Linked DNA regions of Homo sapiens: region 2 is linked to region 1. The links are chromatin contacts, found by Hi-C or POLR2A ChIA-PET in ENCODE. All regions are on one chromosome and are shown on one strand. The core of a region is the stretch at or near the end of the contact, and the rest is flanking DNA. Distances in the headings are between cores, read along the strand shown.

Region 1 (7,516 bases), core at 2,793-5,292:
TGAATCTCAGCATCTCCTCATTTTGCTCCTAGACCTAAAACCACCTTTGTATTGGGTGACCACCAGCCTCTAGATTTCTCTCCTCTGGGGATACCAAGAATTCACAATCTGCCTTTAACATGCTTGTATTTCCCATTGTACCTTCCCCATCTTTACTGAGCCAATGCTTCACCTCACTCGTATCTATATGCCTGTTGGCTTTAATTCTTTCCTATCTGTCCAAATCTAATTTATTCTTTAGGGCTTGGCTTAAACCCTATCTCCTCTGTGTGAGAGAGAATTTAATGGTCATATGTCTACATGGAAAGCCAGGCACTGTGCAGAGATTTAGGGATTCAGAGATGCACCATGAATAAGGACAGAACCTGCCATCAGGGAGCTCACAGTCTAGTAAGGGAAACAGATTGGAAAGAATGACAGGGTACTATGGTAAGGACAATGGGACTGTGTAAACTCCAGCAGCTCAGAAGACACAGTTATCAGTTATGTGTGTAGCACTGGGAAGGTTTCCTGTGGGAGATGACATCTGAGCCAGGGTCTGAGGCTGAGAAAGGGGCTTCTTCAGGAACTCCCCCTGCTTTGAACTCCCATAGCACTTATTAAGCCCAGACCCTCCATGGACTCCCACTTTCACTGCCTTTGCTTGCAAGTTTACTTACATTCTGTCTCCAGCTAAACCAATTTGGAGATCTTGCCCGTGTTCCCCATGGTCTGAGCACAGGGCCCTGATACCTAATAGAGGCTCATACATATTTGTTAAATGAATAGAATAAGTTAATCCCACAGACAGGTTTTTCTCTCCTCACATATTTTATCCAGAGCTTCCCTGAGCAAGTCAGGGGGCTAGATTCCTTCCTAAGGCTTCAGGAAGAATGGCCAAGTCGTGGAATATGCCCCACTTCATGGCCTTTGCTCTTTTACTCCCTGGCTCCCCAGTGTCTCTTTCTGCCTCCAAATGTGACCCTGCAAGGCCTCTTTATAAAAAAAAAAAAACAACTCCAGGCTCCAAAATCTCTCCCTCAATAAACTACCCTTTTGACTAAGCTATGGTATATAATGGAATACCATGCAGCTGTGGGGATGGCTGAGAATGAGACCTCAACGTAGACACCTTTTTTTTTGAGACAGGGTCTCATTCTGTTGTCCACGCTGGAGTGCAGTAGCACAATCAAGGCTCACTAAAGCCTCAACCTCCCCAGGCTCAAGCGATCCTCCCACCTCAGCCTCCGAAGTAGCTGGGATCACAGGCACATGCTACCATGCCCAGTTATTTTTTCGTATTTTTAGTAGAGATGGGGTTTTGTCATGTTGCCCAGGCTGGTCTTGAACTCGTGAGCTCAAGCGATCCTTCCTCCTTGATCTCCAGAAATGCTGGGATAACAGACATGAGCCTCCGCACTCAGTGGATGATTCTGGAATCAAATACCGGTGGATTCCCAATATTTGATTCTGGAACTATGTGGATGTTTACCTGTTTAAAAACTGTATTAAAAACTGTAAACAAAAAAACAACCAAGGTAAACCTCACATTGAAGATGATGAAAATAATTCACCCAAGACTGAATAACTGATAGGTAATTGGATTTTCACTTTGAGCTTCAATAAATTATTTGTTGAATGAACATGTGAATATTCCCCCACTGCACCTCTGGACCCCCACTTTAGTCCCTTGCTCTCTCCTCCTCCCTGGAGAAGCCTTCTACACCTAGGGAGAGCCAGAGGCTGGACACTGGAGAGATAAGGGCACAGGCCAACCACAGCCCTCTGTACTGACCCTGGTCTGTCTCCTGGATATCCCATCAAGTACAGGCTTTTTGGTTAAAGTCCTTGCACTTTGATGATTTCTATTTCCAGTTTCCCTTGGGGGAAGAGATGGAGCTGGTATTAATATTTTACAGTTGGGAAAATGATCTGGATATTTCATGTGTTCATGGTCAGTTGACCTTGAAATTGAAGGAACCCAGGTTTTGGGGTTTCTTTTTGAGATGGAGTCTCGCTCTGTCACCCAGGCTGGAGTGCAGTGGCGCAATCTCGGCTCACTGCAATCTCCGCCTTCCGAGTTCAAGCAATTCTTCTGTCTCACCCTCCCAAGTAGCTGGGATTACAGGCTCCCGCCACGATGCCTGGCTAATTTTTGTATTTTTAGTAGAGACGGGGTTTCGCTATGTTGGCCAGGCTGGTTTTGAACTCCTGACCTCAGGTGATCCGCCCGCCTTAGCCTCCCAAAGTGCTGGGATTACAGACATGAGCCACCAAACCTAGCCGCTTTCAGCATTTTAAAACTGATTATAAATCTCCAGCCTGGATCACATGCCAACCTGGATGCAGGCAAAGCCATCATTTTAAAAATCAAAGCTCATTATGTCATTTTCCTGCTTAAAGCCCTTCGGTGGCTTCTAATTATCATTAAGATAAAAGTCCAAACTCCTCATTGGGGATTATAGGGCCCTACAGAATCTGATCCGTTTTTTTTTTTTTCTCCCTCATATAAAGCCATCTGGGTTTGGTACTTTTTGTTGTAAGTAGATTTCTAACTACTGATTCAATTTATTAAGTCTGTTTAGATTTTGTTGCCTTGTGTTTTTTTGGTAAATTATATTTTCTAGGAAACAATCAATTTCAAATTTATTGGTATAAAGTTCATAGTATTATTACTTTTTTTTTTTTTTTGAGATGGAGTCTCACTCTGTCGCCAGGCTGGAGTGCAGTGGCACAATCTTGGCTCACTGCAACCTCTGCCTCCCAGGTTCAAGCACTTCTCCTGCCTCAGCCTCCTGAGTAGCTGAGACTACAGGCGCATGCCACCATACCTGGCTAATTTTTAGTACAGACGGGGTTTCACCATGTTGGCCAGGATGGTCTCGATCTCTTGACCTTGTGATCTGCCCGCCTCAGCCTCCCAAAGTGCTGGGATTACAGGCGTGAGCCACCGCGCCCGTCCACTTTTTTAAATAAACAAAACCAAGCCACTTCCTCTGCAAGCCTGCCTTGAACTCCCAAGTCTGCATTAGATGGCCTTTGAGACAGGGTCTTGCTCTGTCACCCTGGCTGGTGTGCAGTGGTGTAATCTTGGCTCACTGCAGCCTCAACCTCCTTGGCTCAAGCAATCTTCCTGTCTTAGCCTCCTGAGTAGCTGGGACTACAGGCGTGTGCCACCATGCCTGGCTAATTTTTTTTTTTTTTTTTGTTTAGAGACAGGGGTCTCACTGTGTTGCCCAGGCTGGTCTTGAATTCCTGACCTCAGGTGATCTGCCCGCCTTGGCCTCCCAAAGTGCTGGGGTTATAGGTGTGAGCCACTGCGCCTGGCTCCTGCTCTTCTAAGTGTTCTTGTAGCAGCCTGTACTTAACTTTATGGCTTATTTTCTGTTTTCCTCACTAGAATGCAAACTCCTTGAAAACCTTGCTTAGTGCTTGGGTCCATGGTAGGCGATCAGTAGAGTTGTAGAATGAAGAGAGTGAATTATACCTTCTTAATTCCTAGGAAGAATTCCCATTCTTAGGACACAGAGAACAAACAATACATCATGGGCATAAATAGCTCTTTTCCTTTGCGCAATTACATTCAGATCCCTAGTATCACTCTTTTTTCTTTTTTTGAGATTGCTCTGTCGCCAGGCTGGAATGCAGTGGCGTGATCTCGGTTCACTGCAACCTCCACCTCCCGGGTTCAAGCAATTCTCCTGACTCAGCCTCCCGAGTAGCTGGGATTACAGGCATGTGCCACCATGCCCGGCAAATTTTTGTTGTATTTTTAGTAGAGTTTAGTAGAGTCTGTGCTAATCTGTGCTAGCCAGGATGGTCCCGATCTCCTGACCTTGTGATTTGCCCACCTCGGCCTCCCAACAGTGTCACTCTTTATGGTTATGATCCGTCTCTGGCCGTTCATTCCACTCCACTCCATGCGACTCAGGTCCCTGGGGAGGCCTATTTTCTGGAGTAGGGCTGGGTCTAGGCTGGAATCGCGCAGCCTCCCCTTCTCTGGCTCTGGGCCAATGAGCCCTTGCACGGAGCCTTCTTGCCAGCAGGTGGCACTTGAAGCCTGAAAGCTAAACCAGACCCTGTCTCCTCCTCCTTCCTGTTCCGTTTCTTGAGAGAGCACATAACCCTGCTTGGGCTGTGCTAAGGCTTGCAGTCAGATGCCCTCGCCACGGGGCTTGACTCCTGGCTCCCAAGCTGCCGTGCCTGCTTCCTTGCCTGGATGCAGTCATTGCCTGGACCTCTCCTTTGCCTTAAGAGTCCAACAGGGTTATAGAGCATATGCTCTAGCCAGAACTAAAACTAGGTGGGGCACTTAACGATTGTGTACTCACATTCTTTGTTTTTGAGACAGGGTCTCACTCTGTCGCCCAAGCTGGAGTGCAGTGGTGTGATTTCAGCTCACTGCAACTTCTGCCTCCAGGTTCAAGTGATCCTCCCACCTCAGCCGCTGGGACTACAGGTGTGTGCCACCACACTCGGCCAATTTTTATAATCTTTAGTAGAGATGGGGTTTTGCTGTGTCGCCTCAAATTCCTGGGCTCAAGCGATCCTCCCACCTCGGCCTCCTATAGTGCTGGGATTACAGATGTGAGCCACCATGCTGGATGAGCTGAGTCTTGGAGGAGGGGAGGCTTATTCTATCTAGGTTAGAAGAAACAATCTGAATAAAAACCGAAGCAGAAATCAACCCTGTGTGTTCCCATATGCTCCCCAGCTCATCAAAAACTCTGCCTACTAAAATCGTCTCAGGCTGCTCACATGTCACCTTGCCTGAGGACTTTTTCCTTGGGGGACCTTGGTCTCTTCTGGGTCTTAGCTTGTACCTCTCACCTGCACATTTAACCTATTGTGCCAAAGTGCGGCTGTCATGTCTTCTTGAGCACCTGGACCACCCTCTGCTTCCTCAGGCACTCCTAGGAGCTGGTGGAGTTCATTTGGAATTCCATGTACCTGTGATAGGTACCCTTGACCCTGGGTTTCAAGATGTTGCATGTGAGATCCTGACCCTCTCCTGCCATGCTCCAGCTTTCAGCTTTAGCGAGCCCAGGCCAATCAGCAGATCTCTTGTAGGGAAATGAATGTCCCACAAAGGCCGTGAATGAGACTCCTCTTTCAGGCTGGAGAAAGGAGGGTCAAAGGAAAGAGTGATTTTAGGATTCGGGGACAAATTTAAGAAAAGCTCACATTTTGCTTATGCCCCAGGCCTGGAGCAATGAGAAGAGCAAAGCCTTTGCTTTGATACCAGGGACACCCCAAGAGGGGAAAGGTGGCAGACAGATGATAAGATAGGAGAGTGGCCAACTCCTTTGAGAGATAATCTGATATCCCAGAAAGGATGTTAAAAGTGAGGTTGTGGCCTGGTGTGGTGGCTCACACGTGTAATCCCAGCACTTTGGGAGGCCGAGGTGGGCAGAACACTTGAGGTCAGGAGTTTTGAGACCAGCTTGGCCAACATGGTGAAACCCTATCTCTCCTAAAAATACAAAAGTTAGCCGGGTGTGGTGGTGCACAGTGGTAGTCCTAGCTACTCAGGAGGCCGAGGCAGGAGAATCACTTGAATTTAGGAGGCAGAGGTTGCAGTGAGTGAGTCAAGATCGTGCCTTGGTAACAGAGTGAGCAAGACTCTGTCTCAAAAAAAAAAAAAAAAAAAAAAAAGGAGGTTCTTAAACTGCTCTGTAAATGCTGGGGTTAGTACCTTCCCAGTGGAGCCACAGGTGCAGAGCCAGGCCTCTGTTCTTCTCTGGCTGACAAGCACTCCCTACTAACACATTCAGAGCAGCCGCCTCACAGGAAGGGCCGAGTTTTCGGTATGGTGGTTCTATGATGTTGGCCGTGCCAAGGAGACATGCCAGGAAGCGCTACCTGGAGGTTCTGGGGGCTGCAGGCATTTTGGAGGAAAGCTGAAGCAGAGGCTTTGGGACCTGGAAGAAACCTCAAGGCTCCTTTAGCCCATCCCTAGCTGTCATTTTATAGATGAGGAAACAGGTGGGAAATGACTTGCTCAAGACCACACTGAGTTAGTGGCAAAATTGGGTCCACCATACAACACTGGTTGTTATGGTTCTTTTTTTTTTTTTTTTTTTTTTTGAGGCAGAGTCTCACTCTGTCGCCAGGCTGGAGTGCAATGGCGCGATCTTGGCTCACTGCAACCTCCGCCTCCCAGGTCCAAGTGATTCTCCTGCCTCAGCCTCCTGAGTAGCTGGGATTACAGGCACATGCCACCATGCCTGGCTTTTTAGTAGAGACAGGGTTTTACCATGTTGGTCAGGCTGGTCTTAAACTCCTGACCTCATGATCTGCCAGCCTCAGCCTCCCCAAGTGCTGGGATTACAGGCATGAGCCACTGTGCCAGGCCGGTTGTTATGGTTCTTAAAACTTAGGTCCTTATGGTGAAATGCATAGGGTAACGTGGCAAAACTCGTCTCTACAAAAAATACAAAAATTAGCCAGGTGTGGTCGCGTGCACCTATAGTCCCAGCTGCTCAGGAGGCCGAGGTGGGAGGATGGCTTGAGCCTGGGAGGCAGAGGTTGTGGTGAGCCAGGATTGCGCCACTGCATTCCAGCCTGGGTTGCAGAGCGAGACCCTGTCTCAAAACAAAAGCAAAACCAAAAAACCCCACACAACTTAGGTCCACCATACTAGATGATTCCTCACATACTCCCCATCTTAGTTCTTTACTGTGGGGCATGAATAAGCAAGGACTGTGTACCTTGGCCCAGAATGAAATGCTAACCAAACTGTGCGGGGACAATGCCACCACTAACCTCCAAAAGCCCTCACTTTTTGTCTGTGCCTAAAGCTGCTCTTCATCAGAAAGAACCAGACTCTGGTAGAAAGAAAACAGGTCTGCTTCCAGCAAGATCTCAAATCCAGTGGGGACATAAAATGAAAAGGGCCTAGAGGACCCTAAAATAAAGGAGACAGGGAACTTTGGGGATGTTTATTGCAAATGGTTATAATTTAAGTGATATTTACAATTGTTTAAGACAGAGGGCAAACAGGCTCTGAGCCAGGCCTCAGCTTTAGAGGCCCATCCTGGAGAGGAAATGGCACTTGCAGGGAACATGAGCTCAATCACTATTGCTCACTAAGCACAGGGTCACACTGGAGTCATCTTAGGGAGGCTGCGAGGAAGAAAAGGGAGTGCACAGAGCCATGAAGCAACTACTTTAAATTCTGAATCTTGCTGTGTTCCCACTGAGCATGCTGCCTTCCTAGAGCAGGCCTTGGAGCCATCCCAGGGACTAACACAGATCCTTCCTGGGGCGCAGGCTTCTCACACTAGCGTAGGGTGCCTAGGTCATCCTCATCATTGTTTATCATCACAGACTTCTTTCTGCCTGCCAGATATCTTCCCTACTTGTGGCTTTAAAACACCAGCAGGAGGGAAGTCAAGGAATGTTCTTGTTAGTATAAATCCATAGCAAAAACGATTTGAGAACTGGATGCTTCCCAGGGTTGGCAGGTGTGTGGATGGTTCCCTGAATTCTTTATCCACAGGATGCTTGAATGGGTGGTGCTGTTGAGGCTGACAAA
Region 2 (7,516 bases), core at 1,273-3,772, 310 kb after region 1:
TCTTTCTTTCAAATTACACTTTAAGTTCTAGGGTACATGTGCACAACGTGCAGGTTTGTTACATAAGTATGCATGTGCCATGATGGTGTGCTGCACCCATTAACTCGTCATTTACATTAGGTATATCTCCTAATGCTATCCCTCCCCCTTCCCCCACCCCACGACAGGCTCCGGTGTGTGATGTTCCCCTTCCTGTGTCCAAGTGTTCTCATCGTTCAATTCCCACCTATGAGTGAGAACATGTGGTGTTTGGTTTTTTGTCCTTGCAATAGTTTGCTGAGAATGACGGTTTCCAGCTTCATCCATGTCCCTACAAAGGACATGAACTCATCATTTTTTATGGCTGCATAGTATTCCATGGTGTATATGTGCCACATTTTCTTAATCCAGTCTATCATTGATGGCCATTTGGGTTGGTTCCAAGTCTTTGCTACTGTGAATGGTGCCACAATAAACATACGTGTGCATGTGTCTTTATAGTAGCATGACTTATAATCCTTAGGGTGTATACCCAGTAATGGGATTGCTGGGTCAAATGGTATTTCTAGTTCTAGATCCTTGAGGAATCGCCACACTGTCTTCCGCAATGGCTGAACTAGTTTACAGTCCCACCAACAGTGTAAAAGTGTTCCTATTTCTCCACATCCTCTCCAGTACCTGTTGTTTCCTGACTTTTTAATGATCGCCATTCTAACTGGTGTGAGATGGTATCTCATTGTGGTTTTGATTTGCATTTCTCTGATGGCCAGTGATGATGAGCATTTTTTTAAGTGTCTGTTGGCTGCACAAATGTCTTCTTTTAAGAAGTGTCTGTTCATATCCTTTGCCCACTTTTTGATGGGGTTGTTTGTTTTTTTCTTGTAAATTTGAGTTCTTTGTAGATTCTGGGTATTAGCCCTTTGTCGGATGAGTAGATTGCAAAGATTTTCTCCCATTCTGTAGGTTGCCTGCTCACTCTGACGGTAGTTTCTTTTGCTGTGCAGAAGCTCTTTACTTTAATTAGATCCCATTTGTCAATTTTGGCTTTTGTTGCCATTGTTTTTGGTGTTTTAGACATGAAGTCCTTACCCGTGCCTATGTCCTGAATGGTATTGCCTAGGTTTTCTTCTAAGGTTTTATGGTTTTAGGTCTAACATTTAAGTCTTTAATCCATCTTGAATTAATTTTTATATAAGGTACAAGGAAGGGATCCAGTTTCAGTTTTCTACATATGGCTAGCCAGTTTTCCCAGCACCATTTATTAAATAGGGAATCCTTTCCCCATTTCTTGTTTTTGTCAGGTTTGTCAAAGATCAGATGGTTGTAGATGTGTGGTATTATTTCTGAGGGCTCTGTTCTGTTCCATTGGTCTATATCTCTGTTTTGGTACCAGTACTTTGCTGTTTTGGTTACTGTAGCCTTGTAGTATAGTTTGAAGTCAGGTAGCATGATGCCTCCAGCTTTGTTCTTTTGGCTTAGGATTGTCTTGGCAATGCGGGCCCTTTTTTGGTTCCATATGAACTTTAAAGTGGTTTTTTCCAATTCTGTGAAGAAAGTCATTGGTAGCTTGATGGGGATGGCATTGAATCTATAAATTACCTTGGGCAGTATGGCCAAGCAATGTATAGACATTAGACCATTAGACATCAGATTGTGAGTCTTTTTTTTTTTTTTTTTTTTTGCAATAAGGTAGAAATGCATTTCTTCAAATGTGTCTGGGTACTATATGCCTATTTGTTTGGCATTCACCAAGGGTACTATAAGTTGAAAATGATAGTTGCAGGTAGAATCCTAAAGTTAGAACTGGGAGTTGACTTGCTATAAACGATTTCCTATGCTTTCTAAACAAGCTGGAGAAGGACGCTAGTGAATTCACTGAGCTACAAACTTTTTTTTTTTTTTTTTTTTTTTTGAGACAGGGTCTTGTTCTGTCATCTAGGCTAGAGTGCAGTGGTGTGATTCTCAGGTCACTGCAGCCGAGAATCTCTTGGGCTCAAGCAATCCTTCCACTTCAGCCTCCCAAGTAGCTGAGACTAGAGGGGAGCTACCACCACACCTGACTAATTTTTTTGAAAATAACTTTTTGTAGAAACGAGGTCTCACCATGTTACCTAGGCTGGCCTCAAATTCCTGGGCTCAGGAGATCTTTGGCAAGTTACTTCTCAATGTCACATTTGTTTTTCATTGGAAAAATGGAGGCTAGTGTAGTATTTTTCTCACGGGGATATTGTGAGGATTAAACAAGAAGTTATAATGTAATATCTATACAGCACCCAACACAACACCTTACTAACAGCTGGTACTCAATATCAAACAGTATTTCTTTCTTTCAGGTTTTAGAAAAATAGTTTAAAATCTAGAGTTAATTAACCTTCTTATGACCTTGTTAAAGGGTCTGCTTCCATATGCTGCTTGCCAGATGGCCCACTTACAAATGAGAAGCCAACAGCTCACCTGTGATAAATCAGCCCATTGAAGGTCAATGCAGTGAAGTAAACGGGGTTCGCATAACTGCGAATGTGCAACTGCACAAACTCAAGGAAGCAATTTTCAGTGACAGGGCGTGGTAGAGTGAGACAAGAAAAGCATGAGTCAGAAGACCTCAATTTGACTCAGCTCAGCACATAATACTTAACCTCTTTGAATGATTTCTTAGTTATGTGCCTTAGGGAAACTACTTAAGCTCTTTGGATCATTATTTTTCTCATCTGTAAAACTGGGATGAGAATATACAATTCATGGAGTTTTTTGTGATCACGGTGACTGCACAGAGTAGGGGCTCAGTAGATTCAGTGAGGGCTGCAGCTAGGCAGTGTGAATATTAGTTCCCTTCTCATTTTCTTTTTTTTTTTTTTTTGAGACAGAGTCTCGCTCTGTCGCCCAGGCTGGAGTTCAGTGGCGCGATCTGGGCTCACTGCAAGCTCCGCCTCCCGGGTTCACGCCATTCTCCTTCCTTAGCCTCCCGAGTAGCTGGGACTACAAGGCGCCCACCACCATGCCTGGCTAATTTTTTTGTATTTTTAGTAGAGATGGGGTTTCACCGTGTTAGCCAGGATGGTCTCGATCTCCTGAACTCATGATCCGCCCGCCTCGGCCTCCCAAAGTGCTGGGATTACAGGAGTGAGCCACCGCGCCCAGCCTCCCTTTTCATTTTCTATGGCTATTTTGGGAAAAGAGTAACAACAGCGGGAGTGCAGGCAGAGCAGTCCCTAAGCAACGTTATGATGTATGTGCTTGATACAAGTCAGTCACAAATTGTTCAGTGCACAGTAAGTTTTCACTTAATGCTGTTGATAGATTCTTGGAAACCGTGACTTTAGGTGAACTGACTATAAAAAAAAATTATCACGGCCTAATTGATATAAACAACAGTTAAGTTCCTATGGCATATATTCCTGGTCACAAAAACATCATCAAACTTGTTAATAAAGACTCAGGCCGGCCGTAGTGTCTCACGCCTGTAATCCCAACACTTGGGGAGACCAAGGTGGGCAGATTACCTGAGGTCAGGAGTTCAAGATCAGCCTGGCCAACATGGTGAAACCCTGTCTCTGCTAAAAACACAAAAATTAGCTAGGCATGGTGGCATGCCTGTAATCCCAGCTGCTCAGGAGGCTGAGGCAGGAGAATCACTTGAACCCAGGAGGGGGAGGTTGTGGTGAGCCGAGATCACACCACTGCACTCCAGCCTGGGCAACAGAGCAAGATGCAGTCTCAAAAAAAAAAAAAAAGACTCAAAACATTTCCAGTATTAAATATTGAAATAAATGTGAGCTATACATGCATTTAGGAAAGATTAGGCCAGGTGAGGTAGCTCATGCCTATAATCCCAGCATTTTGGGAAGCCAAGGTGTGCAGATAACTTGAGTCTAAAAGTTCAAGACCAGCCTGGGTGACATGGTGAAACCCCCGTTTCTACAAAAAAATACAAAAATTAGCTGAGCATGGTGGTGTGCACCTGTGGTCCCAGCTACTTAGGAGGCTGAGGTGGAAGGATCGCTTGAACCTGGGAGGTGGAGGTTGCAATGAGCTGAGATCATGCCACTGTGCTCCAATCTGGGAGACAGACCAAGACCTCCCTCAAAAAAAAAAAAAAAAAAAAAATTAATAAAAGCAAGTAAGATTTACCTATTTTTGGTGAATCAGTGAGTAACAGTGGTCATACTGGTGGTGGGTTAAACCAAGGAATAAATGTGTGCAGAGTGAAAATTGTAAGGCGCAACTCCTCCCACCACACAGGGTAAATGAGAACAAATTCAGCAGTCTCCCTGAGTGCTTTCATACCTCATTGTTTATTGTGTATTTGTATGAGTATTGTCTACTTTATTGTGTATTTGTATGATTATCATCTACTTTACGAATTTTTATTTTACAATAATTTATATTCATTCATTCATTCATTTTCCGACTCATTTATTCCAGTTCAGGGTCCTGAGTGGCCAGAGCCTATCCTGACAGCTTAGGGAACAAGGTGGGAAGCAGCCCTGGATAGGACCTTATCCCATCATAGGGCACACATATGCACGCGTGCACACATGCACACACACTCACTCAGACTAGAACAATGTAGACACGCCAGTGAACCTAATGTGCACATCTTTGGGATGTGAGAGGAAAGTAGTTGGCATGGCATGGGGAGAACCAGCAAACTCTGCACAGACAGTGACCCCAGCCAGGAATTGATTCTTTTTTTACCCCCCTCATCAGCATTGTAATAAAACAACATTGGGTGAAACAATGTTATTCTAGAATCTAAAAGGGGACCACTGTGGGTGGAAATCCAGTCTGTGCTCCAAGATGTGCAACAGGGGTCTCTCTCTCTCTCTCTCTTTTTTTTTTGAGACAGAGTCTTGTTCTGTCACCCAGGCTGGAGTGCAATGGCATGTTCTCAGCTTACTGCAACCTCCGCCTCCCAGGTTCAAGCGATTCTCCTGACTCGGCCTCTTGAGTAGCTGGAGTTACAAGCACGCGCCACCACGCCTGGCTAATTTTTGTGTTTTTTAGTAGAGATGGGGTTTCACCATGTTGGCCAGACTGGTCTTGAACTCTTGAGCTCAGGTGATCCACCCACTTTGGCCTCCCAAAGTGCTGGGATTACAAGCATGAGCCACGGCGCCTGGCCAGGGCCTCTTTTTCTAATTTGTACAAAAGTGCTCCATTCTCTACACTTGTTTCTGGTCCACTATCTATTCCTTCCCACTTTCCCCAGGAGCTCAATGACTTTATATGCCATGACCCCTCACTGCAGTTCCCACTCTAACCTACCTCATACCTATTAGGCCATCCTGTATCATTTGATTCTGCACGAAAATCCTAATCTCTCCAGAGTCCTACTCTGTCAGGACTCTTCCAAGAGGCAAGTGCTAATTGCATAAATAAATTTCAGCTAAGGTATTGACAAGATCTTTCTTTAGTTATACTGTCCACTGGCATTTTCACAGAGGTTTCCAGTGCTCTAACCCAAACGAGCAAATAATGTGAGGGTTTGAGGTATTAAGGCAAAGCTAATGTAGCAAAGCAGTTTGAAAGCATAATTTTTTTGACTGGGCGCGGTGGCTCATGCCTGTAATCCCAGCACTTTGGGAGGCCGAGGAGAGCGGATCGCGAGGTCAGGAGTTCAAGACCAGCCTGGCCAATGTGGTGAAACCCCATCTCTACTAAAAATATAAAAATTAGCTGGTCATGGTGGTGTGCGCCTGTAGTCCTAGCTATTCCAAGGCTGAGACAGAAGAATTGCTTCAACCGGGTAGGTGGAGGTTGCAGTGAGCCGAGATCACGCCACTGCACCCCAGCCTGGTGACAGAGCAAGACTCCGATTCAAAAACAACAACAAAAAAGAAAACAGGATTTTTTTTTTCCCACAGCACATCCTACCTGCCTACTCTGCTAATGTGTAAAATTGGACGTGGCATTGCATATAGACAAGGAAGTAGAAGCTGCATATGTGTAAGGGCCAATCCTTCCTAGCCATATCAGCCAGTCCATTCAAAGAGTCAACAAGAACTTTGGACCCTATACTAGTACCTACCCCAAAGGAAGAGAGTGTAGGAGGGGCAGATTTTGTGGTATAGTGAAAAGAGAACCGCTTTGAGAGTTTGGAAACTTGGATTATAGTCTTGCCTTCACCACTAAATAGCTTTGTGGTCTTGGGAAAGTCAGTTATGCGCTTAGACCTCAATGGCTCCGTTGTGGACTAAGAGACTGAATTAGAGACCTGAATTAGAGACTCTTTCAAGTCTTTTTCAGCTCTAACCTTCTTTTTTTTTTTTTCTGGAGACGGAGTTTCGCTCTTGTTGCCCAGGCTGGAGTGCTATGGTACAATGAATGGCACAATCTCAGCTCACTGCAACCTCCGCCTCCCAGATTCAAGCAATTCTCCTGCTTCAGCCTCCCAAGTAGCTGGGATTACAGGCAAGCGTCACCACACCTGGCTAACTTTGTATTTTTAGTAAAGATGGGGTTTCTCCATGTTGGTCAGCCTGGTCTTGAACTCACGACCTCAGGTGATCCACCCGCCTCAGCCTCCCAAAGTGCTGGTATTACAGGCTTAAGCCACCACTCCCCACCTTCAGCTCTAACCTTCTATCTTGCTTTTTTTCCATTGCAAACTGAATGGCCTGGGAGATATAAAAGCAATGCTGAATTATAGCTTTAAGAGAACTATATTGGACTGCACATCAAGAGTGCTGGTTTCTGGAGGGGCAGATTACATTAATAGTTAAGAGTATAGGTGCTGGGGTCCTTCATTCCTGAGTTTGGGAACTGAATTTAAAACGATTCTTTTTTTTTTTTTTTTGAGATGGGCTCTGGCTCTATTACCCAGGCTAGAGTGCAGAGTGCAGTGGTGCAATCTCAGCACACTGCAACCTCTGCCTCCTGGGTTCAAGCAATTCTTCTGCCTTGGCCTCCCAAGTAGCTGGGACTACAGGAGCCTACCACCTCACCTGGCTAATTTTTGTATTCAAACAATTTTTTTTTAATTTTTATTATTTTTTTGAGACAGAGTGTCGCTCTTGTTGCCCAGGCTGGAGTGCAATGGTGCAATCTTGGCTCACCGCAACCTCGGCCTCCCAAGTTCAAGTGATTCTCCTGCCTCAGCCTCCCGAGTAGCTGAGATTACAGGCATGTGCCACCATGCCTGACTAATTTTGTATTTTTAGTAGAGACAGGGTTTCTCCATGTTGGTCAGGCTGGTCTCGAACTCCCAACCTCAGGTGATCCGCCTGCCTCAGACTCCCAAAGTGCTCCAAAGTGCTGGGATTACAGGTGTGAGCCACGGCATCCAGCTAATTTTTGTATTTTTAGTAGAGACGGGGTTTCACCACATTGGCCAGGCTGGTCTTAAACTCCTGACTTCAGTGATCTGCTCACCTTGGCTTCCCAAAGTGCTGGGATTACAGGCATGAGCCACCGCACCCAACCTGAATTTGGGCAGATTCTTAACCTCAATTTCTTCATTTATAAAAGAGGAATACTAAATTGTTTAATACAGATTCCTTAATACAAATTCTTTTTTTTTTTTTTTGAGATGGAGTCT

What was found. A loop is a pair of places that touch in the nucleus more often than their neighbours do. ChIA-PET counts read pairs that join two places held with the same protein, here RNA polymerase II (POLR2A). Pooled maps may share reads with other maps.
Region 2: a pooled map shows a loop between it and region 1 (3-fold over the local background). The contact joins two enhancer-like sites. A Hi-C loop is called at or near these places in 2 of 168 maps with a recorded cell type or tissue (HL-60/S4 and thyroid gland) and 3 of 50 pooled maps. POLR2A ChIA-PET finds 5 or more read pairs at or near these places in 10 of 52 experiments (Caco-2, HEK293T, K562 and 6 more).

What each region holds. Positions count from the first base shown.
Region 1 is chr10:72,360,434-72,367,949 of GRCh38, forward strand. MICU1 (mitochondrial calcium uptake 1) reads right to left here. Exons shown (of 12, transcript NM_001195518.2): 12 at 6,907-7,516. Among named protein-coding and RNA genes, the nearest start is that of DNAJB12, 9.3 kb to the left of the region's middle. Within about 2 kb of position 4,043, at least 17 of the 41 ENCODE cell types and tissues checked have a DNase peak (open chromatin) inside an H3K27ac peak, as active enhancers do; they include PC-9, where a contact is called at or near this core.
Region 2 is chr10:72,674,034-72,681,549 of GRCh38, forward strand. No RefSeq gene overlaps it. Among named protein-coding and RNA genes, the nearest start is that of MCU, 14 kb to the right of the region's middle. RefSeq lists a silencer at 2,418-2,712. Within about 2 kb of position 2,523, at least 6 of the 41 ENCODE cell types and tissues checked have a DNase peak (open chromatin) inside an H3K27ac peak, as active enhancers do; they include PC-9, where a contact is called at or near this core.